3 separate regions of the Homo sapiens genome follow, and regions 1 and 2 are each linked to region 3. The links are chromatin loops, found by intact Hi-C in ENCODE. Cell type or tissue: ascending aorta. All regions are shown on one strand.

Evidence for each region. Peaks named below come from ENCODE experiments on the same cell type or tissue, not always from the same donor. Only the 100,000 strongest peaks of a DNase experiment are listed, where the experiment ranks them.
Region 1: it touches region 3 in a loop (3-fold over the local background); 4 of 110 quality-filtered maps call a loop at or near these places.
Region 2: a loop joins it to region 3, with 2.4 times the contacts of the local background. A loop is called at or near these places in 6 of 110 quality-filtered maps.

The regions. Positions count from the first base shown.
Region 1 is chr11:79,418,559-79,426,558 of GRCh38, forward strand. The region is part of intron 1 of TENM4 (teneurin transmembrane protein 4); the gene reads right to left. MIR5579 (microRNA 5579) reads right to left here and starts at 3,668; the gene lies at 3,611-3,668. RefSeq lists an enhancer at 1-1,185. In ascending aorta, no CTCF peak of the experiment used is centred here; no DNase peak of the experiment used is centred here; H3K27ac peaks cover 1,188 bases.
Region 2 is chr11:79,240,453-79,248,452 of GRCh38, forward strand. All of the region lies in intron 2 of TENM4 (teneurin transmembrane protein 4), which reads right to left. Among named protein-coding and RNA genes, the nearest start is that of TENM4-AS1, 150 kb to the left of the region's middle. In ascending aorta, no CTCF peak of the experiment used is centred here; a DNase peak (open chromatin) is centred at 4,059; H3K27ac peaks cover 3,160 bases.
Region 3 is chr11:79,096,737-79,104,736 of GRCh38, forward strand. The region is part of intron 4 of TENM4 (teneurin transmembrane protein 4); the gene reads right to left. TENM4-AS1 (TENM4 antisense RNA 1) reads left to right here. Exons shown (of 2, transcript NR_199027.1): 2 at 614-2,319. Among named protein-coding and RNA genes, the nearest start is that of TENM4-AS1, 7.5 kb to the left of the region's middle. RefSeq lists a silencer at 3,348-3,642. In ascending aorta, a CTCF peak has its summit at 3,554 (motif pointing left); DNase peaks (open chromatin) are centred at 703, 971 and 3,552; H3K27ac peaks cover 1,303 bases.

The DNA of each region.
Region 1 (8,000 bases), 320 kb after region 3:
CTGCTCTAGCCCTACTGAAACATGATTTCTCATTTTCCTGTGGATGTGCATATGCTATTCCCTGCAACTGGAATGTCCTCTCTGGTCACCCTGGTGAACTCTGATGACCCTTCAGTACAGTTAGTTCATGCTTCACCTCTTCTGTGAGACCCTGCCTGACTGCCCCCATGCAGAGGTGGCTCTTGTATGTCCCCTGTACATTTACACCCCACTCCAATTACTCCATTACGTGGCTGTGTCTTCCAACAGGTTGTCATCTCTTTGAAGGCAGGGATTGGCTTTCCTCTGACTTTGCCCAGCACTTTTACAGTGCCTGGAAATTGGACACTCTTAACAGACATTAGTTGAATGACTGAACTCCCACATTCCCAAAGAGGCATACAGCCTTGTGTTTAGCAATGGTGGCATCACTTGAATAAATGTATGGCCTCTCCAGGTGCCACCTCTGAAGGAAGTCAAACTCATTGGATTGTTTATATTCCAGGTCACATCTAGACTAGGCTTAGCTCATACTTGTTTGAAGCATAGGATTGACAGAAGCCCACGAGGGCAGCTGAGCCATTTCCCTGCCTCCAGGACAAACTCGCATCTAAAGTGGTGAAGGAGATGAAAAGCCTACCTGGCTTTTCAAAAACACATGGAAGGATCAAAAACCACTCCCAGCAAGTCATGGCAATGTTGAATCAAGAACTGAGGGCACCTCCCTCTACCCGCTGAGTCAGTGGCCTTTGTCTGCTTTGTGACTCACCTCACTGCTTATAAACCACCAGAGCACTTGGGAACAGGGCAGTCGAGCTGTTCACACCCACAGGTAAGAGGTCAGCTCCCTTCCTCCATGTTCCCAATGGCACCCTTAGCACCCACGGCACGGGGATGGATGTGTTCCCTCCTGACTCATCAGAAGGTAACTGGGTGGCTACCTTGCTCTGTCTAGTAAGTCAGGGATGGATAGTGGATGAGATGGTTAAATTAGATTGGCAAAAAGGAAACTCACATTCTGGACTTGACAGTGTGATATGTACTTTGTATGGGCTCAAATCCCACTATGAGGCCAGTTACCAGCCATGGGTCACGTTGCTTGACATTTCCTAGTTTCATTTCCTCAGCTTTAATGAAGATAACACCCATAACCTGGTTGGTTGTAAGGAGGTAAAGAGATTAGGTCTGCTACACAGTAGGGGTGCAAAGCATGTCAGACATCATCCACATCTCCACTCCTTGGCCTGACGTCCCATGAACTGGCTTCGTGGGTTGGCACAAACTCCTTCCCTTCTCTGGGCCTTCAGTTTCCCCAGCTACCTAGGTGAGCCAAATTATTCCTTAGTTCCTTCAAGATACAAGGTGGGTGCGGGGAGGGAGTTTGAGTATGAGACTTCCTATGTGATATTTTATGTGTATGTGCATGTGTGTGTGAGTGAGAGAGAGAATGAATGAATGAGAAACCATTTATTTTAAAGTTCCCTTAATGGAATAAGACAGATTTAAATATTTTGAATCCAACCCACTGTGTTCTCTTTGTTCCATATATGTATTTTAAAAGCTTATCTTTGTCTTTTAGCTCCTTCAAGGATGCAAATCCTTCCCAATCTATGGTAAAGGTTTTCTCCCTCCTGATCATTTGAAATACATTTTTTTAACATGTTAAATCCTTACTCTTTGTATTTAAATACTTTGATGTTTTCCATAAAATAGGTTGGGAAGGGTTAGAACAAAAACGCATTTCATTTATCTGAACTACTAAGATGTCAGAAAGAGAGGCAGCTTGCAGCCTCCCAAGAGGGAAACACTCAGCCCCTGCAGGACTCTCCAAGCTTCCTGCTTGGACCATATCACTAAGACAGGAACCATAATCAGAACCCTACAGATTCAGAAATCCACAAAGTTAGCACTTCCCAAAGAGCTTCTGAAGAAACCCTACTCTTGTGAGAGTGCTAAAAATGGTTTTGCTTTAGAAAAAAGAAAACTCATATTAGAAGTTTGGGAACTCTTATGTGCTATTTATGCCTCTCTTGGAGATTCGCATAAGCATAGTGAAGACTCTGAGACTTTCTGCAGCATGAAAATACATTAACCTCTCTAATTTGGCATTTATCAAACTTATTTGGACACAAACCAGTTTTTTTTTGGGGGGTGGGGGATGGTTATTTGCTCCTATGGTGAAAAGGAAAAAAGAAAAAACTATTACCCCTCCACATGCTCACACATCCACACAATACGGAAAAAATATTTGAAACCTAGTCCCTGGAGCTGGGATGGGACAGAGGTAGGAGCAGTCACTCCAGAGTCAGATAAACCCAGGTTCAATGCTAATTCCACCAGCAGTGTAGCCTCAGGGATGATACTTCAACTTCCAGAAGTTTCCAAAGCTTTCCAAACCTTCCAAAGCTTTCACTTAGCTTTGCTGTAAGTGAAAACCAGGCTTCTAGAGTGCTTGTGTGTGCATTAGATGAGTCGAGGAGTGCACAAAGGTATCTGGTAGGGAGTATTTTTTAAATGTGTAAACTATTTTTTAAACGTGACTCTCCCTACTCTCCCTTTGCTTTTCTCTTTGCAAAATCACAAGTAGAGGCATTCGAAAGCACACTGGTCAATTTTTGCAATGCTTATAAAGCTTTAAATCAAATTATTTCACATAAGAGGCTATCTTGGAATATCATTCCATTACCTTGTCTATATGTTTTCATAAATAAAGTCACCCCCCCTCAAAAAAAAGGTAGGGCCACTTTCATCCATATGTATGTGAAGGAGAACCTAGTATTTCATACAGCTATCTGAAATTTAATATCAAGGAATTTACCTGTGTCAAATATTACTTTATTTAACAGAATGTGATATCGCTTGATATAGTCATAAAGTGCATTCCTATCAAAATACAGCTGTTATTAACATTACTAACAACTGCTTTACCCCAGTGATTTTTATTGAAACTATAACGATGGGCACTTTTGAAATAAGTGTTCCTAGCTAATTTGCAGAGGGCTATCTCCCAGAGAGAGTTCATATTATAATTCTAACGGGGTTTTCACACAAGGTAGAATGAGGAGTTTAAAATGCTTGAAAGAGAGTCATCTCGAGGTCACCAATAATTAAATAGGAGCTAAAGGAACGGAACAAGGAAAATGTGTAATCTTCCCTGGCTCTGAAATTAAAAAAAAAAAAAAACAGTTATCAGCAAGACAGTGCTTCTGCAGGGAGGCTGATCTCGATCTACAGTAGGATTCCTTTCAAACCAGGATGTCTATTTCAAAATGCCCATTAAAAGTCTATGATGGACTTTAATTATGAGAGGCAGCAGATAAGAGTCCAGTTCATTCCCTCCTGTTGTCGGGGTGGTTTAGAGCTGCCAATCATCACCCCCTTCAATGAGGCCCAAGGTGCAGATACCCCTTTCAAGAGGCTGGCTAGACTGTGAGGGAAGGGCTCTTAACGCACACCCCACACGTGGCGCCTGTGAAGTGCAATGAAGGGACCTCCTGCTAGGGCTGCAACAATCTTCCCATTCCCCCAGGATGCAATAACCAAGGGAACCACATCCCTGCTTCTCAGTGCTCAACCTTCTGAGGCTCATCTTCTCAACTCTGTTCACCTCCACAGTGTTTGTGGGTGATTTGATCTGGTACTCCTTAAGCTAATGGTGACAGGGGCCTGTTAGCTTAAGGAGTACCATATTAAATCACCCACATGGTTCTTACACACACACACACACACACACACACACACACACAGAGTAAAGGACAGAGCAGCAGCAGTCCAGCTCAGTAGAAGCAGCACCAGCTCTACAGTAAGAAAGACCAGAGTTTGAATCCTGATTCCTTCACTTCCTGCTGTGTGGTCTTGGGCAATTTACTTACCATCTCTTTTTGTAACATGGAGACTAGATACCTGTCATCTATAATACCTGTCACCTATGTTTAATATGGGGCCCCTAATTCATAATAGGATACCTAAGAATGTCATTCCCCAAAAAAAGCAGAGGCCCTGCAGTCAATGTTTGTCTGCCTCCATGAGTGCCTAAAAAACAACTCCCTCCACCCCAAGAGAGAAACTCGCTGGAGAGGCCAGCTGAGAAAGAAAAATGTTAAATAATTCAGAAGCACTAACATCAAGTCTGAGGTAGGTATAAAAATAGTTACAAAACACCACACTCCTCTTGTTTTCCTTACAGCAACCTTGGCTCCCTGGTAGAACAGAGGGAGGGAGGGTCTGACCCAAGGCTGGTTCTGGGCCTGGGGCAGGGACTGTGGCCCAGGAGCCTCTCTGGGCTTCTATTTTGGCTCTTCTAATCACTCCTCTTTGTACAAAGGTAAGGCAGGCATTTGCTTGTCACCTCTACATTTTAAAACAGCCTTCTGATAGGCCGACTTATTTTTAAACTGAAAGTATGCTCAGCTGGGCCATTTGAATCAGAGGGAATTCTTTGCATCCTGTCTTCTAAAGTAGACCAACTGGTGAGCCTTCCAAGGATGCCGGACCCAATCCCAAAGCTTAAGTTAAAAGGAGAAGGCTGGGAGGCTGTCCTAAACCCAATCCCCCAAGGAGTCCCATGCCATTGGCCTGTGTCATCCAGAAAGACTATGCTGTCCCTAAAAGCACAGATACTGGGAAGAGAACAGGAAGATTCCAACTGGAGAGGTAACATTGACTAAGCACCTACCATGTGCCAGGCACCCTGCCAGATCCTTTACCTATATTATCTCCTGAAGCCCTCACAATATATCCCAAATCAGTTGCAACCCCCACCCCCGCCATTGTACAGATGAAGAAACCGAGGCCCAGGGAAGTGAAGACACTTCCTACGGCAAAGTTCCACTAAAGAGTCAGGGCTAAAACTGAGTTGGTCTGACTCGTAGCCTGTGCTTTCTCCCCCATACCATCCACAAGAGCAGAGCATGTGGTTTGAAAGGGTCTTCATGAAATATTCAACTGCATTTGTAGCTCCTGTCTCGTTCAAGCCAGCTCTGAATGCTTACAAGTGCATTTTTTTTTTTTTTTTTTTTTTTGCAAGGAAACTGCATGGGTACAAATTTCCAATTCATACTTAACAAGGTGGGGAAACGGGTCATTCTTGGCCTGCTCCAGAACAAGGGGCGAGTCTATGCACTCCTGGAGCAGCAGGCGCAGGGAGGGTTAAATGTGAGGCCAGAACCAAATCTCCTGTTTCCAGGAGCTGAGGATTTAGAAGAGTCTCTTTGGTTGATTTTTACAGGAGAGAAGAAGGAGTGACCAGCAAGTGAGAGGAGGCCTGCAAGGGTAGAGGAAGGAGGATGAATAATAATAATCACAATACTTCTAGTCCTTTTGGAAAATATGTTCTCATCCTTCAAGTCGACGTCAAATGCTTCCCACTTTTTGAAGCTTCCCTGCCTCCCCCACTAACCTGGGTGTGAAGGTTCTTTCTCAGATGTGTCTGTCTACTTTGTGCCAGGCTCCCTGGTAGAAGCTTGATTAATGCTATTTCATTTCATTCTTACAGCAGGTATTGTTGTCATACATTAAAAAAGATGGAACTAATACCAAGAGTTTAGTTTGTCTGCCAAAAGTCATACAAGCTAGTCCAGTGGCTTCCAACCAGGGACGGACAATCTTGGCAATTCTTTGCTCAGTGAACTTTTGGCAATGTCTGTCAACATTTTTGGTTGTCACAATTGGCGGGGAAGGCACTGGAATCTAGTAGATAGAGGCCAGGGATGCTGCCCAACATCCGTGATTCACAGAACACCCCCTACAACAAAGAATTATCTGGTCATTTGTGGCAAAGTTGGCCAGGTGCAGTAGCTCACACCTACAATGCCAGCACTTTGGGAAGGCTGAGATAGGAGGATCACTTAAACTCATGAGTTCGAGACCAGCCTGGACAACATGGCAAAACCTAGTCTCTACAAAACAAAACAAAACAAAAATTAGCCAGGTATGATGGCTGGATGCCTGTAGTCCTAGCTCTTATACTTGGGGAACTGAGGTGGGAGAATCATTTAAGCTCAGGAGAATCAATTATGCCCAGGAGGTCAAGGCTGCAGTGAGCCCTAATCACATCACTGCACTCCAGCCTGGGCAATAGAACCAGACCCTGTCTCCAAAAAAAAAAAATACAAAAAGGCTGGCACAGAGGCTCACGCCTGTAATCCCAACACTTTGGGAGGCCGAGGCGGGCGGATCATGAGGTCAGGATATCGAGACCACCCTGGTTAACACGGTGAAATCCCATCTCTACTAAAAATACAAAAAATTAGCCAGGCGTGGTGGCGGACGCCTATTGTCCCAGTTACTCAGGAGGCTAAGGCAGGAGAATGGCATAAACCTGGGAGGCAGAGCTTGCAGTGAGCCGAGATCACACCACTGCACTCCAGCCTGGGAGACAGAATGAGACTCCATTTCACACACACAAAAAAAAGTCAGGGGTGCCGAAGTTGAGAAAGCCTGGTCTAGTTGTGGCTCAGCCCAGATTTAAACTTAGGTCAGTCTGACTCTTCAGCTGATAATGTCTTAATAGTACCTTTAACTGGATCCTAAGTGCCTTGAGATCTGAGTGGCGTACCCTCCTGCTTTTCTGTCTTGAATCACATCTACTCCAGAGCCCAGCTCACTCCGCAGGCCCTTACTGATTGGATTAATCAGTATACTTAACAACGGTGCTAAGGATCAAGGTGAGGAGTGTACCAAAGGGACCCAGCCTTTCTGTAGCTGAACTTTTCAGGAGGACATTGAGTCCAATTTCTCACCCCCTGCAGGAAGCTTCTTAATAGACTTGACAGCACTGCTTGCCCTCCTCCAATGACAGGGAGCTCACTCCCTCCACAAGCTGTCTAATCTCTTCTGGGATGTTCTGGCTGATGCTGAACTAAAGCCAGCTCTCCCCACATCCCTAGCACATCTCAGTGTCTGGAGCCTTTGGGGAAAGACTCTTGGTTAGCTACTAAGAGACTAGCCCTAAACTCCTGGCCATGTTCTCCTGAGTCCTAGAAAAGTGAAGTAGAAGAACACGGACTTGGAGCCAGACTGATCCAAATTCAAATCCTGGCAACACTACTCATATAGTCAGTGATGGAGCATAACAAGACTGTTGGCAGTGTTGCTGTGCTCAGCACACAGTAGGTGCCTCTTAGCACACAGTAGGGGCACAAATGGCCTATCTATCTGAGGTGGCAGGACCTGCTCACGTGGCCTTGGCTCCCATCCCTCTGGTATAAGCTCTGTGACATCTCTTTGGTCTCTGCCTGCCTGCCTGCCTCTGGGGTCCACTTCTGAACAAGTGAATTTAATTCCATGATTATTGAGGGGAAAGAACAGTGAGACATGTGATGACAACAGATCAAGAAATAACAACCATAAGAGTGAACAAGGCAACATTTTGACTTGAAAAGTTCTAGGAATGTGCTGTAAATTATAGGTGTGTGCCCACACACCTGTGCACAAACATGTGCCAAAATGTGGGGGTCTTTCAGAAACCTACTTTGAGGCCTTGAGACCATCACCCACACTCTGGTCTAGAATGAATTTCCCCACACTATTTCCCACCTTCAGGAGTAGGCTATGAAAGGAGTATCTCCTTCCAAAATTAATTCTTGAAACAAGGCTTTGTTCATCAGTGCAGGCAGATGTGAGAAGAGGATACATATCTTCTATTAAAAATGTTAGCTAACAAGTTCAGATGACATCAAAAGATGGTGTGTATCTTGTTCCTCCCACCAGGTATAAGATATTCAAGTTCCCCATCCCCTCCATGGCTCATGAACTTACAACCAGCACCTCCTGGAGAGGAACATTTGCTTTACGGACAGGTGGATGTCTGTAGGGGACCCTGGCTCCCTGACTCACTGGTAGAGTGACCTCAGGCAAGATGTCTAACCTCATTGAGTCCCTGTTGCCCCTCTGGAAAATGGGAACTAACAAGACCTTACTCAGCTCCATGTGAATAAATGCGATAATATAGGCCAAATGCCTCACACAATTCAACAAAGAGGATCCTGTGATCATCCAGATGAGAGAAGATCGGAGTGAAC
Region 2 (8,000 bases), 140 kb after region 3:
AGCCCACCTGGACTATGCTGTCTTATTGTGACTACTTCCTTGGCTGAATTTCTATGGGATTTGAAATTCAGAGAAATTAAGTAACTCATCCAAGGTCACACAACTAATAAATGGTAAACTGGTTTACCATTTAGTAACCAGGTTACTAGTAACCATTTACTGGTAAATGGTAAAGCAGGATTTCAGTCCGGCCATCTGACCCCAACGCTTGTCTGCTATGCAAGCATGGGAATCTTATGTTTTTTGCTACCTGGAAAGTTTCAGCATTGAATCATCTTAGCCTGGGGTCTTTTAAAAATAAATGATTCCATTAAAACCTTTCTCAACGGGCCCTTTGCATATAATTTTTTTTCTTTCAAGTTTTTCTACTTTTTTGGGAGTCAGTTTGACTAATTTTCATTTTCCCGGAAAATCACCTATCTTGCAGAGATTTTCAGATGTATTAGAGTACCACAGCACCTTGTATTGGTGCAATTTTAAATCACATCAGTTGCTTTATTTCTTTTTTCATATATTCTCTTCATTTTAATATTAGAAGTCTTCCAGCGCTGTATTTATTTTGCAGCATACAGAGCAATAAGAAGCACACACACAAAGTAGTTTTAAAATGCTGGCCCCAGTGATGCTGAGTGGCTTGAAAAGAAGGCAGAATGTATCTTTGATAAAGCACTCTTTTTTTTTTCAAGGAAAAATACCATGATGAGTTTGTTTGGATATGAAAGGGAAGGCCTCCTGGGTTTAGACAAAGAAGAGTTATGTTGTTCTATCTAAGAAAGCAATGAATGAATCTGACAGTAGACTGCTGGAAGAGGGGTTTTGTGTGTGGGAGGGAGAAACCTAAAAGGAGGAAGACAGGGAAGGAGGGCCAGGCAGCAAGGTGGCAAGCAGGGACGGGCTGGCAGTGTGACTTGGAGAGAGTGGGAGGGCCTCAGCATCCTGTAGCCTGTGTGTTGGGGCCTGCATGGCTGGCTTTTAACATTAAGAGAATTCGTCACTCTGAAGTTGGAGGGGACCCCGATGAGACCATCAGGCTCACTCCCAAAATCATAGGAGCTGCACATGCCAGCAGAAGGAAGAATGTTTGAGTCTGCCACACTCTAAAGTGAGGCTTGATAGTACTTAAATCACAGAGTCGTCATGGGAATTAAACAAGGTAAAGCACTTTAGAGACTTAGCATGGTGCCCACTCATTGTAGCCTGTCACTACACGCAGCATGCATTTGTGCAGAGGGACAGAATCAATGATGATGTGTTCACATGTGAGCGTGTGTGTGTGTGTGCATGTGTATGGTGGGGGGCGGAGGTTGGTAGGGTTAAGGAGTGAATGCTCAGCCACCAGCCTTAAGAATCCCCTCAAGCCCAGATAGTCTCAAATCAACCCCCACTCATCCCTGAGCTGGTAAAAAACTAGCAAGGGGGCGGCAGGACCCTGGAGTCTTATATGGAAGGTGGCAGGTGGAATCCGGAACAGAGAAGTAACTCCAGTTAGCTCCTCTGTGACCTGGGATTGTGCAGAGTCTCTTTGGCAGCCCAGCCATAAGGCAACCAGCCCGAATTTCATTTCTGATCCTTGCATTTGGGCCCCATCTCAATTAAGATCAGTTAGAAGTCAATTTCACAGTGGCTGGTTTTTTAAGATCCCTGAAAAATGATAAGCTGGAAGCAGGCGATCGCTTCTTTTAGGAGCAGAGGCCTTCCTCGACAGGGGCTCAGATGCTTTATTTATTTTGATTTGATTTTAATTTGGTAAATAACGTTTATTTAATTTTTTCTCTGATTTCAAAAGCAATGCATGTTCAGGAGGGAAAAACAGCTGTCATATCCCTCGCCAGGCCTCAGACTAATGGTGATGTTTTTTTCCTTCATTGCCTGTGAGGCTTAAATAAATACCCAACACCGATGACCAATAGTTTCCAAATATAGAAAAAAATAAAAATAAAAAACCAGAAAGGTGGAAAGAAAAGAAGAAAAATCATCCGCAATCCTACCACTCAGAGACAACTACCGTTAACAGTTTGTGTGTGTGTTTTTCCTTCCTGTTATTTTTCTGTAACTGTTTTACATGGCTGAGATCACACCGTGTGTGATTTTACATCTTGCAAAAGACAGGGTATAAAATCACCATAAGCATACCATAAGCATTTCCCCATGTCATTAAAAGCTCTATAAACATCATTTTTAACGGCTACAAAATATTCCACTCTATGAATGAACCATAATTTACCTAACCAATTCCCTAAAGTGGAGCATTTAGTGGTTTCCAATTTTTCACTCACATAAATAAAGCTATAGTGAACACCCGTGTGGATTCATTTTTGTCTGCATTTCATATTATTTTCTTAGGACAGATTCCCAGAAGCAGAATTACTGGGTCAAGGCATGTAGACTTTTTTGAGGCTCTTGAGTCTTATTGCCAAACTTTAGTTCCCAAATCTGCCCCTTCCACAGTGTGTGAGGTATCCCTCCATGCAGGCCTTGATCTGATGCATTTTTAAACTCTGTACCCTGGGGAGGGAGATTGCCACTTGTTCGGGGCCTGGGGGCTAGGAAGGGTTTTCATTCCTCTAGTGCCCCTTGGGAGCTCCAGGAAGGGTCAGTGGATTTCCATCCCCCTTTCTGCTCCCCTCCCCTTGTCTGGGGCTCCACTTTTGTTCCTGGCTTCAGTGACTTTCATCGGGGCACTGAGGGGGGCCTTGTGTGCTCCTTGTCCCCATCACAAATTCATGACACGGTAGGAGGCAGGGAACAGGGGAGGAGGTGTCTGTGTTTCGGGGGTCATTTTTAGCACTTTTCAGTCATTTATCAGACTCCAGGTATTGTGTTTTCTCCTTTTGTGAGGCACCACGGTGTGCATGGGCTGTCTTGTCGTTGTACTCGGACACATCTCGGCACAGTGGATTTTGCGGTCCATTTTGAATGGCACTGGAGCAACTCTCTTTCTGAATTTGTGCTATAAAGTCACTGGATGTGCCCCAATCAGAGGGCAATGCTGAATTTAAACAAACAAACAAAAAATGAAACACTTCAAAGGGGAAACCCTGTGAGCTTTCCAAGAGTAAAACAGAAAATGACAACAAAACGCTGCAGGGGATATTGAATCATGAGAATCAAACAGAAACACAAGAGGAGGGAGGGCTGCAAGAACACAGCCACTGTCTCCAGGGTGGGCCAGTGTCAGAGGGGGCAGAAGGTCACCCGCTCACCAGGGACAGGCAGGAAGAACAGTGCCGAGAGCCTCCCGTGGAGCCGGGACTGTGGGAGGCATTTTCCTAAACCAGGAGAGCAAATATTTCCAATGCACTAATGCAGGGCGCTAACCAAGACGCTGAGGCTCAGATAAGTCATGTGCCAGCCAAGAGCAGGCGGCAACTGAGAGGCAGAGCAAGGACTCAACTCAGGACCAGAGGTGGCCCATGTCCCGCGGTGCCTACAGCAGTGTTCCTCAAAGTTAATGTGGACGAGATTCAACTGGGAGTCTTGTTAAAATGCAGACTGTGATCCAGCAGGCCTTGGGTGGAGCCTGAGAGTGCATTTCCAACAAGCTCCCGTGATGCTGATGCTCCCGGTCCCAGGACCGCCCTTTGAGCAAGTCCTACGATCAGTGGTTCTTAAACCTTAGCAAGCAACAGAATCGCCCTGGAGAGCCCCTTAGAACACAAGTTGCTGGGTCCCACCCCCAGAGTTTGTGACTCAGAAGGTGTTGGATGGGCCTGAGAACTTGCATTTTATAAAAGTCCCAGGTGAGGCTAATGCTCCTGGCTCGGGGAAAATGTTCCAAGAATCATTGCCCTACTAGACTGTGGCTCCACCGGGGGTGAGCAGGGAGCAGTTCTCGGCCTGCTCCAGTGCTGCTGCTTAGGCCTTTCTGTGTTCTGAAGAAGGAGTTAGGGCCTTGTTCTTGAGAGGGTCTGGAAGTGGGATTGTTCTTGTCCAGAGACCCTCATCTTTTGGATGTGGCATTAGGAGGGACAGGGCTGTATGTGTCTATGTGTGTGTGTGTGTGTGTGTCTGTGTGGTGTGACGAGTCTCCAAAGCCCTTTTAATCTCCGTGCAGAACCAGGTGGTGATAGGAGAGGCCAGAGAATTTCTCAAGCAGCTTGAGGACTCACCCATAAAAAAGCCGCTTGCAGTACATCAGTTATATTATGTTGTCGAACAGAGCTTCCTGCTTGTTGGGTCTTGGAGTTTAATAAAAAAATATATTATGACTCAGTCCAAACTTACAAAAGTCCTTGGGGAATCTGAAATGAATCATGTTAAGCTCTTGTTATAAAACAAACAGTCATTTCTTTCACAAGCCTGTATCCACAGCAGACTAGCTGTAGAGGTGGGAGAAAGGGAAGGTGGGGAAAAGACTCAGGGCAAGGGGTGAAATTTTTGCCCGGAGTTTTCTTAAACAACCAGAGACCTTCAGGCTGAAGGAAGACAGAGCCCAAAGAGGCTGTGTGTGGGGGAAAATGCTTCTTTAATGGTGGGCTCACCCTCTAACAGCAGAAGGTAGCTAAGGAAGTAAGGATTTAGAGGTTACCTCCTTCAGAAAGCCTTCCTTGATTTCTCCAGGAAGAATGGCTCTAAACTTCACAGCCCTTTATCTTTGTCACTGAGCACAGAAACCCAGCTCTGTACATGCCAACTGTTTATGGCCATGGTGCTCTCCTACTGGACTGAATCTTCTGAGCTGACTGAATGCAGGCACACCTTATCTCCCAAGTTGCCATCCTGCACGTGGAAGCCTCTGAGAGGTAGCAGAAGCCCTGCAGCCATTGCATGTTTGATTGACTGACTGACTTGACAAAGTTTCTCAGTCTCCCTATCTTTCTTCTCATACTGAAGGAAGAAACTTCATATGTTGTCAGAGCCCAGATTACAGTAACAAAACTTGAACTAGGACGTGGATCAGTGTGCAGTTGTCAATAGGGCATTAGCCAGCATCAAAATACATTTTTTCATGTAGAGTCCTGGCTGGGTGCCCTCCCTAGAGGGAAAAGTGAGCATATCATCCCTGGCTCCACTACCTACTTAACTGGGGGACCTCAGACTGTCACTTTCCTTCTCTGTGCCTTAGTTTCTTCACCTGAAAAGCAGGGATAATAATGGAACCAACATTGTGGCATTTTGAAAAGGTTAAATGAGATGTCACGTGAAAAGTACCTAGCATATAACACTTTATAGAAAAAGAAAGGAAGATAGAAAAAGAAAACAATTGGCCGGGTGCAGTGGCTCACGCTCGTAATCCCAGCACTTTGGGAGGCTGAGGTGGGCAGATCACCTGAGGTCAGGAGTTCGAGACCAGCCTGGCCAACATGGTGAAACCCTGTCTCTAATACAAATACAAAAATTAGCCAGCCATGGTGACGGGTACCTGTAATCCCAGCTACTCGGGAGGTTGAGACAGGAGAATTGCTTGAACCAGGGAAGCGGAGTTTGCAGTGAGCTGAGATTGTGCCACTGCACTCCAGCCTGAGTGACAGAGAAAGACTTTGTCTAAAAAAAAAAAAAAAAAAAAAAAAGAAAAGAAAAGGAAAGCAAAACAGGAGATCCTAAATCTAAAAGAGAGAGTGAGTGAGAGAGAAAAAGAGAGAGAGAAAGACAAACAGCGCAAGTGGTAACGTCCTCATATAATTTCAGGCTGAAATTCCAGGATATATGCACTGAAAGGGGAAATGAGGGGGCCAGAAGCATGGCCTACATTTATAGAGTGCTCAATAAGTGTTAGCTGTTATTAAGAACCTATTCTGTGCTAGATATATGCTAAGCACATAAACGTCATTTCACTCCATCTTTATAAAACCTTGGGATATGACTTATTTCTCAGATTTTATAGGTGAGGAAACTGGGGCCTCCCTAGACCAGACTGGCAGAGTTGTTTCCTTACAGCATAAGTTAATGAAAAGACAAGTCAGCAAACTTTGGAAAATAATTTGGCATTATCTAGTAAAGCTAGAGATACCAGGCCTATGAACCTCTAATTCCTTTCTGAGGTATATACCCAACACATCAGCATTCTCAAAAGACTTGTACAAAAATGTCCATAGCACCATCATTTGTAACAGTCAAACACGGGAAATAACCCAAACCCCTCTTAACAGTAGAATCGATAACTTCTGGATACCTGGATGATGGGGTATCACAAAGGAACACACTGGAACTATCCACAATTTGGATGACTCTTAAAAAGATGACATTGAGCAAAGAGGGTCAGATACAGAGAGATATGTATTGGATGATTCTATTTGTATGAAAAATGAAAACAGGCAAAACAGCTGGGTTGTCTGGATACATATACTTAGATGCCAAACAATAAAGGAAAGGAATGATGAGGTTCTCCACGACATGAGTGTGTTACTACGAGGTGGAGGTGAGGGAAGAGGGAGAGGGTTGTTTCTTGGGAGGAGCCCAAGAAAGCTTTGGGAATATTACCGGTGTTCTATTTTTTGCCCTGAGTAGTGGTAACATGATGTTCACATTGCAATTATTTGTTGGACAGTACATGTATGTGTTGTGCCCTTTTCTGGATGAATATTGTATTTCTCAAAAAAAAAAAAACACCCCCCCACCCCCAAAACAAAACCAAAATGATAAGGCTTCTCTTCTAGAGGGAACTCCTGAATATCCCCAGAGTCTAAAGCTGAGACAATTAAGAACAGGACAGATGGAATTCAGTGTATAAGAAGAATATGCTGGCCAGGTGCGGTGTCTCACGCCTGTAATCCCAGCATTTTGGGAGGTTAAGGTGGGCAGATTACCTGAGGTCAGGAGATTGAGACCAGCCTGGCCAACATGGTGAAACCCCATCTCTACTAAAAATACAAAAATTAGCCGGGCATGGTGGCAAGTGCCTGTGATCCCAGCCACTCAGGAGGCTGAGGCAGGAGAATCGCTTGAATCTGGGAGGCGGAAGTTGCAGTGAGCTGAGATCACGCCACTGCATTCCAGCCTGCCCAAAAGAGTGAGACTCTGTCTCAAAAAAAAAAAAAAAAAAAAAAAGAAGAAGAAGAACGTGCTGATTCCAGGCCTTGTGCAATGACCTGGAGGCGGGGCCTTCCCTTTTCGACTGCAGAAAGGGTCTTCATCCACAGCCACTGCCTATTGAGGACCCAGCAGTTCCAGACCCCGTGTTGGGAGTTTACCTTCATTATCCCTATTCCTCACAACAGCACTGCAATGCAACCATTAATAATTTATTCTACAGCAACAGAAATATGTGAACATCCTCAAGGGCTCCCAGCCAGGAAGTGATGGAACTGGCATTTTACCCATGTCTGTCCCAGGACAGTGCTGCTAGTGACTACATGCTCTCCTTCTATACTAGACTTACCTTCTGCAGTAAGGTTTTTTAAAACCAAAAGACAACTCAGTTGAAGGAATTTTCTGGACTTCCAAAGCATTTGAGCACTGCCTTAGAGTTATATGTTCTTTCCTCTGCTGTTTTTACAGGAGAAGGAGAAACCGGGGGAAACTGAGGTAAAGGGCAATACACATAGAGTAGCCCTTGCCTGTGGCCAGATCTTTGTAGGAGGGCATGGAAGCCCTGTCTACCCTGATGGCTTGTCCTCTGGTCCCTTATAAACACGCAGGGCTGGCCATCCATCTGGTGGAAGGTGGAAGAGCCCAAGATGACGTGGCTCATTGGGAGCTTTGTGGTGGCCTGCCTTAACTTAATGTCCCCATGTGTCCTCAGCTCCTCTGAGGCTCAGGCCCCTCAGAATGAAGAGACTGCGACTACCTTCAGAAGTAGGTGAGATACCTGCGCAAAGCTCCCCACAAGGTACCTGGCACAGGCAAGGCATGGGATACATACAGAGTGTTCACTCAATGGCCTACATGATTCAGGAGTTAGAAAAGAGGTCCTGCAAACCTCTCCTTCCTGAAGGTTCACACAGTTCTGGGCATTAGAGTGAGTGAACCCCTTCCTTGTTGGCTAGGGACCACAGTATTACAGAGTTCCCATTAGTGCCAGAAAGCAACATTTTGCTGGCCACACAGAGTAAATGTATGGA
Region 3 (8,000 bases):
CACTGCCTGACTTTTCTTCTGCTCCTTGGAATATTCTGGCAATGAGAAGACATAGTCTCAGCAACTTATAGACATTTTCCCAGGAAATCCTAACCGCTAAGGGAACAATTTGCTCCATTCTCACACATTTCAATCTACTTATTTGGAAGACCAATCCTTGCGTGGGCATGCACGCACATGCGCGCGCGCGCGCACACACACACACACACACACACACACACACACACCCTTCATGTGGTCTTGTGTAGAAGTACACAAACCTGATAATAGCAACCACTAATATTTAGTATATGCTAAGTAATAAAAGTAGCTACTATAGTCATCATCTCATATAGTCCTCACAACAAGCATTGAGACAGGGGCTCTATCCACATTTCACAGATGAGGACACAGAGGTGGGCTGCCTTTCACAGAACAAGCTGCTAGCCATGCTGGGGCTGGCGTCGGAGCCCAGGTCTAAGAACTCTGGTACAAGGAATCCACTCCCTTTCCCGGATTTGCCTCCTCCACCTGTGCTTAAGGAGTTAACCTTGTCGGAGAGGTTTTCTTTCCTTGGTTATGTTTTCTATTCTTTGGGTAAGTTTGACAAAGTGGGGTTCTTTTTCATCGCCAGAGTCTGTGTCCCTGGAGGCTGAGGAAGGAACCAGAAGTTGCACTTTCCAACATGGATCGCCTGCTAATTTTCCAAGGCAGCTCAGCCCCTGCCAGCGTCCCCTCCCTCCTTTGGGCTGAGGGCCCAGGAACCCAGCCTCAAAGTTCAGCTTGCTTCCTCCAGCACGCACATTTGGAAATTGAAATTTCCCACATTTTCACCACACAAAAGCCAGGTTGTATTTTTGTTCTCTTCAAAATATGCCAAAGGAATTTTTCCTACCCCTTGAACTTTCTCCAAAAATAAGTAGAAAAAGTCAAGACCATTTTGCCCTGTAAGCTGAGAATAGAAAAATCAACATGCAGGGTGCCATTTCCAGGATGTTACGAAACAGCGAACATGTGAATCCGTCTCAACACCATTTGGCAACTTTGGGGATACAGTAGATGATATTTCTCACCCACAAACTCCTCACTGAGTTTATATTAACATTTTGCTTTTTTTTTTTAAAAAAAAAGAAAAAAGATTCTGAAAAAGGTAAGAAGCCTTGATAAATTACCACCACCTGGATTAAAATTCAGAGTCAGCACACTGACCACCAGCAAATAAAACATGAAACTATACAGATAACTTAGTAAAACAAAAAACGATAGTGGCCCAAGATAAATTAAACTTGCAGCATAAAGGTTGAAGCCAAGGAAGGAAGGGAAGTATTTATCCCATAACTAATGAAGACTGCAAAGAACTAAGTATAATCGTAAAAGTACATGGATTATTCTCAACTCACCAGATCATCCATTCCCAGGATTGTCTGCGATCCTGGTCTGGGCTTCCCAGGCCCCTGTATCTGCTGCCTTCAAAACCCTGCATGCGGGTCTCTTGTGTCTCCCCCACCCCCCCCCATCTCCCAGCTCAGTGAGAATCATCTTTCACAGTTTGATCACATCACTCCCAGCTCTGCTTATCTCTCCTGGCTTCCCTTCTCAAAGCCAAACAGCTAGCTCTGCCCCCAGGGCCCTTCTCCTGACCCCTGGCTCCTGACAGCCTACTCCCCAACCCCTGCTCATCACTTCCCAGGAATTTGCTTTAAGCAAGGGACCTGCCTGTGCACTGGCCTCCACTCAGCACGAGTCTGAGAGAGTCCAAGTAGAAAACAGGACACTTAGCTACCATCTACTCCCAACCTCTCTCCTGAGGAGGACTCACCCTAAAGGTAAGCTGGCTGAGTCCATCAGAATTTGCTCCCATGACTCGAGTAACCGGGAGCTCATGCACACCTGTACGGAAGAAAAGCAGACAGAGGACAAGGCTTGCAGACGAAAAGTGTACATCCAAACCCATCTCTCCCAGCTACCAGCTGTGCCATACTGGGCAAGCGATGGGTCTTCTCTGGGGCTCAGACCTTCCGTCTGGAAAATGAGGCTAATGAGTCCTACCTCATAGCCATCAACGACATCAGGAACATCATCATCATCATCCCTGGACAATTTCAGTGTGAAAGGAACGTGGTATTGCAGCTAGTAAGACCTGAATTGGAATCCCAGCTCCAGAACTTGGGGAAATGAGTCAACTTCTCTGACCTTCACTTTCCCCATCTATAAAGTAGGGATAGAAAGGTCTCCCTCAAAGGGTGACTGTCTAGATTGAATAAGATGACACATGTAAAAATGGCTTTGCAAACTGTTTAATTGGAATAAATATACGCATTTTTTTCTGCTGAGCTAAAACCTGACTTACGGTAACTCACCTGGGAACTTTGGTACACAGAGATGTTCCTGCCACAAGGACCTCTGAGCCTTCCCTCCTCCTGTTGGAGGAGCTCCGTTCCTTAGTCATTCCTGGGGGTCTCTGGTTTGCCTTGGGCACCACCTGGATTCCCCTCCTGCCAGGGGTGCATCTGAGGGAGTGCTGCTGGGATTTCCTTCTGTGGGGATCTAGCCCCAGTGCCTTTGCTCCAGACCCTCTCTCCTTTGCAGGCCCCCCATATAGTCTTCTGTGGAACATCCCATCCCATTGTTCATGTCCTTTTCCCTGTCGTTCTCATGGTGTGAATTTAAGGTCCCATGGGGAGAGGTCAGAGTCATGGTGTCCTCTTTGCCTCTGTGGTCCTGAACTAGTCATTTCCCCTCCCAAAGCACTTGCTCCCCTGGGTCTATATCAAAGAGGTGGATGATATCATCATCAGGTCTACTAATTGCAATGATCATCAAAACTATTTCATGCAGATTTTCCCAAAATGAATTTGACCTTGAATACTCCCCCACTTTCCCCTTTAATTTTTCAGTAGAGCTTCTCAGGGATTGTTTAGGAAGGACTGGGACTACAGCTCTTCAATGCTGACACCCTATACATCTGTATGCTCTTTAAGGCAAGATCCCCAGAGACCTTTTTGTAATCCTCACCACAAGGAACATAAAAGTTGGCCATAGCCATGATTGCTTCTAGATTGACAGAGAGCACAGCAAGCTCTGCTGTCACCACGTGGCTCTTGTTAATCTGTACCCATCTATCTGCCTAGCAAACACTTGTACTGTAACCTTCATGGGTGCCCATGGGGGTTTTAACAGCTGTGGAGCTTTTTGTTTCTCATGCATTTGTGCAGCCATTTGCTGCCCCAAGTATGGGGAGATGCTGTTCATAGCAGTTTAGCAGCAGTAAAGGGCTGTCTGGTTGAGCACTTTCACGCCAGGGCCGTTTTTAGCATCTTTAGCAATCTTTGCCTGGTACTCTCAGGTGGAGGAGGGGAGACAACCACTTATATCCCTCCCCTGAGCACGTTTCCCTGTCTGTAAAATGGGTATAAGGATATGCAAATCATAGGGTTTCCGTAAACATCAAATGCTATAACAAATACATGGAGAACAGCATATAGCACACTGTAAGCAGTTATTTCGCACTTTTCTCAACTTAAAAAGCTCATCACCCTTAGGTCCCCGCCCCCTCCTACACATCACTGACATCCAGTGGCAGATCTGGGTAACTACAGGTGTGAGTACCCAAAGCTCCAGCCTCTTCCGTGCCCAGTGGACCTCGTTTCAGGGATTGTGGGGTGTCTTCTAAGTAGTGTTAGCCAAGACCTGCCTCTGATTTTCCAGGCACTTCCATATTTATCATCTAATTTCATCCCCACCTCAACCTTTAATGGTGAATAGCTTACAATGACAAAGGGAGGATCATAGCTAGTTGTGGGGCAGGACTGAGGCCTGCCCTCGATGGTAAATTCCTTGAGGTCAGGGAATTTGTCTGTCTCATTTCCCACGACATCATCCCTGTACCTATGGCGCTGCTTGGCACACAGTAAGTGCTCAGTAAATATCTGTAGAAGCAATGACAATTTTAGGAAACCCCAATCTGTGCCAGTCCCCCTCCAGTTTAGAAGTCCATATGGTGAAGGGACTTGCTCCAAGTGACAAGTGGCAACCTGCTCCAGGAATAAACTTACAAGGAAGCCCCTCCCTCTCTCCTCCCAATGTGTTTTCAAGTGGACAAAAGGTATTTAGCAGGGGTGTTCTTAACCTTCCACTCCCCTTATCTGGAAAGGAGTCTGCCTGTGTCCTCTGTCCATTTTCTCCAGGCCCTTTCCCATCCCCCAGAAAAGGTCACACCAGACTGGGGTAGGGAAAGAAGCAAAAATGGAAGCTGCAGAGGCGTGTGGGCTGGACTGGGGAGAGTGCTTCTCTGGGGGAGGGTTGCAAAGCATCCAGGATTATAAAGAAAAGCAAGAGAATAAGTGTAGGAGGGCAGCTACCTGGGAAGAGGGGAGGGTATTGGGGGCCATCCCCAGGGTTTCAAAGGTGGCATCATGTTCTGTTTCTTAAGCTAGCTGGTGGGGCCATGAGAGTTTCTCATTATTGTTTACACTGAACATATTTGTTATAAACACTCTCTGTAGAATATAAAAAATTTTCATAAAAAATATTTTAAAAGAGATATAGGAGAAGCTGATGTCAGTAAATGCAGTAGAGGGCAGAGAGAAAAGGCGGATTTTAAGCAGTTTTTCTGTGGATTTGGTGGTTCTTGATAACTTCTGAGAAATATTAGGTGGAAGTCTGAGTTATTCTGATGTTATTTCTGATTGTTGGGCCATGTCTTGACCTTGGCATGCTCCAGGACTAACACACAGGGTCCTGGCTTTACAGCCCTTACTTTGGCTTGACTTTGAAATGGATTGACATGGCGGAGAGGCTCTTGATTGATAGAAGCAGAATTAAGAAACCGTTGCGTCCTGGAGGGCTGAGTAATCCTGCACAGTGCTTTACTTCTCTGGGTTCCTTGTGTTACGTGGGTAAATGATGCTCTGCGCCTCACTTTCCTCTCAGGGCTGGTGTGAGGATTTAATGAGAACATGCAAATGAGGGTGCTTTATAAACCAGAAAACATGCTGTAACTGTGGGACGACTATTACCATAAGCACTGCTGGCAGAAAAGTACTCTGAAAATGACATAAAGTGCCCCCCAAATGTGAGGCATTTATGTTATAACTGGGCATAACTTTCAGCCAAGGTTTCCTGGAACAGAATCAAGTTTTCATACCACTCCAGCCAAAACAGGTGGAAAGTGCACTTGGCAGCTGTCTTCTAGCTCCAGAAGATTTATGATGAGAGACTGGATAGTGCCAGGGCTAGGAACCAGGCTCCAGGGCCAGATCGTGTGAGTTTGAGTCCTAGCAACACTTTCTACTGGCTTGGGCAAAGTATGACCTTGGGAAATTTCTTAACTTCTCCATGCCCCAGTCTCCTGATGTATAACATGGGCAAAACAATGGTAGCTAGAGCATAGAGCTCTTCTGAGAATTAAATGAGTTGGTATGTACAGTGATCAGGACAGTGTCTGACAAGGAGGAAGCGTCCGTCAAGTACAGCAGTTATCAATGTTAGTACAATATAGGCTCCATTTTCTGAGGGAAAAATAAACAGAAGGAATAGGCATCTGTTGCAGTCATACATTGGAAAGCTGGGTTAGACACTTGGAAGAACTTCCTGAGAAGGTCGCACAGTGCTCATCATGAAATTTGGGGGATCCCCAGGGAGCTCCCTCTTGTTCAACCATGGGCTGGTGCAATGGTAAAGCTGAAGCTCCAACACTCCTCAGCCACCCTTCGAAAAATATAAGAATATACTCTGGCTCCTGGAGAAGCCAGCGCTGAGCTAGGTAAATAATCGGGAAATGCTGAAAAATGACCCACAGCCTTGTCCCTGCTCCCAAAGCTCCTGGTACCTGGTGGACATCTGTGAGATGTTATGAGGGTTCAAGGAACAGCACATGTGAAGCCCTTGGCATGGTGCCTTGCACACCGTAAGCACCATGGTCATTGCTATCGCTTTTGTCTGTCCATCCATCTATCCACCCATCCTCAAGTGATCTTTCCAAAGCAACTCTGTCCAAAAAGGACTTTCTGTCACAATACACACATTCTGTATCTGCACTGTCCATGTGGCCAGCTAGCCACCTGTGGCTGTTGAGCACTTGAGATGTGACTAGTGTGACTGAGGAATTGAGTTTTTCATTTAACTTTTTTTTCCAGATGTTCTTATGGATTTTTTTTAAGGTCACTTTTAATTAATTTAAATAGCCGCCTGTGGCTTGTGGCTACCACATTAGACAGCATAGTTCTAAAGCCAAAACATAGCCATGTCACTTCTTGGTGTCGAGTCTTTCCAAGTCTCTAGTCCCTTTGATATGCATCCAAGACCCAGTACAACCTCCAGATGAGGGGTGTTCCCTGTGCTCATCCTGCCTTGAAGCCAGATGGAACAGCTCACTGCTCCCTGAATACACTGGCGGTGCCGCTGTCCCTCTGCTTCCAATGCCCTTTCTGCCTTGTCTGCCTGGTAACCTCTTCAGGAAGCTTTCTTAGGCTCTCCCCACAATCCAAGGAGGGTGGGGATGCCCCCTTGGATGGCTCCCCCAACCTCCAGGACTCCCCCCTCCCCTGGGATTTACCCAGCATGGATCAAATGCATATTAGAATAAAATAATGTTGTATGATTATAGAAATAACACATTGTTATTGCACATAATTCTGATTGCTCCCTGAAGGATGACCAGGGCCATGTTGTAAGCATTTCTGTGGCTGGTGCTCTGGGGTGCATAGAGGTCTAGAAGACTCAGTCCACTGTTGTGGGCCCACAGTGCATCCCCTTTAGGTGGAATCATGGACTTCCACCAAGGCCCTTCCACTTCCCAAGGTCCGTCCTCTTAGCATCACTCGCATACATTACTGCATTTCATCAATCCTAAGATGCCAGCAATTGCAAGATGCACCATCGATTCAGTAATAGGCTTTCTGAGACAAGAAAACAAACAAAGCACTACCTTAATGTACACATGGATTGTAAGATACTTTCCGATTTCATAAATGTCAAAATGTAAAGAAAAAAATTGCTGAAAATCAAGGAAAGTGAGGCAAACTGTGAGCTGGCCTCTTGGGAGATGCCCCTTCTAGAGACTCATTCTGCAGTGGGCACTTGAAGGGCACCTTCCTCTGCTCCCCACTCGCTGTCTTAGGCGAACTGCTATCTGATTGGGCCTCCGGAATGGAAGGATTCAGATGGGTCCTATGGTTTTTTGAATGGACCAAATGAATATTAGAATAAAAATTTTTCTGGATCATAGAAATAATACGTTGTAATGGCACCTAATTCTCTTTCATCCAGGGCGTTTGTGTTAGCTGTTTCTTCTTCTTAGAACACCCCTATCCCAGATTTCATTTGGGTCTCTCTTCCCTATTTTTCTCAATTAAATGCCCCTCTAAAGAGTGGTCTTCCCTTCCTAGCTGAAATTGGTCTCACCTCCCCCTGCTCTGTCAGTTTTTCTCAAATTAACCATCTCATTTTCTTCCCAGCACTTATCAGCATTTGGAATTAATTGTCTAATTATTTATTCCTTGTCTTTCCCCAGCAAGATAGTAAGCTTCTGAAAAGCAAGGATTTTGTCTCATAGGTATTCAAGAAATTTTTGTGAGTAACTGAAAGTACAGAAAAGAATAAAGAAAATAATAAGGACTCCCTGTGTCCTCACTACTCAGAATCACAATTAACATCTTAGCGCATAGCTATCCTTCTAGACATTTTCTGCATCTACGTATGCTCATACGATCACGTTTTTAACATTAGAGATGTGACCTTTCTATTTAGACTGCTTTCTAATCTGCTTCCCCACCTCACTTACTATACCATGAGTATCTTTCACATCCATATCACAGCTGGGCCTCACTGGTTTTAAAGGAGGCATGCTATTTCCCCATATGGAGTAACCCTCATTGATTTAACCGGACCCTGCAGGTGGACACTTAGGTTGCTCCAGGTCTTCCCATTATGATAAGCAATGCTGCCAATGAGCATCTTGCTGCAAATGCCTTTGCATGATGTTCTGCTTATTTCCATTAAAACGTTATTAGTGGGTCAAA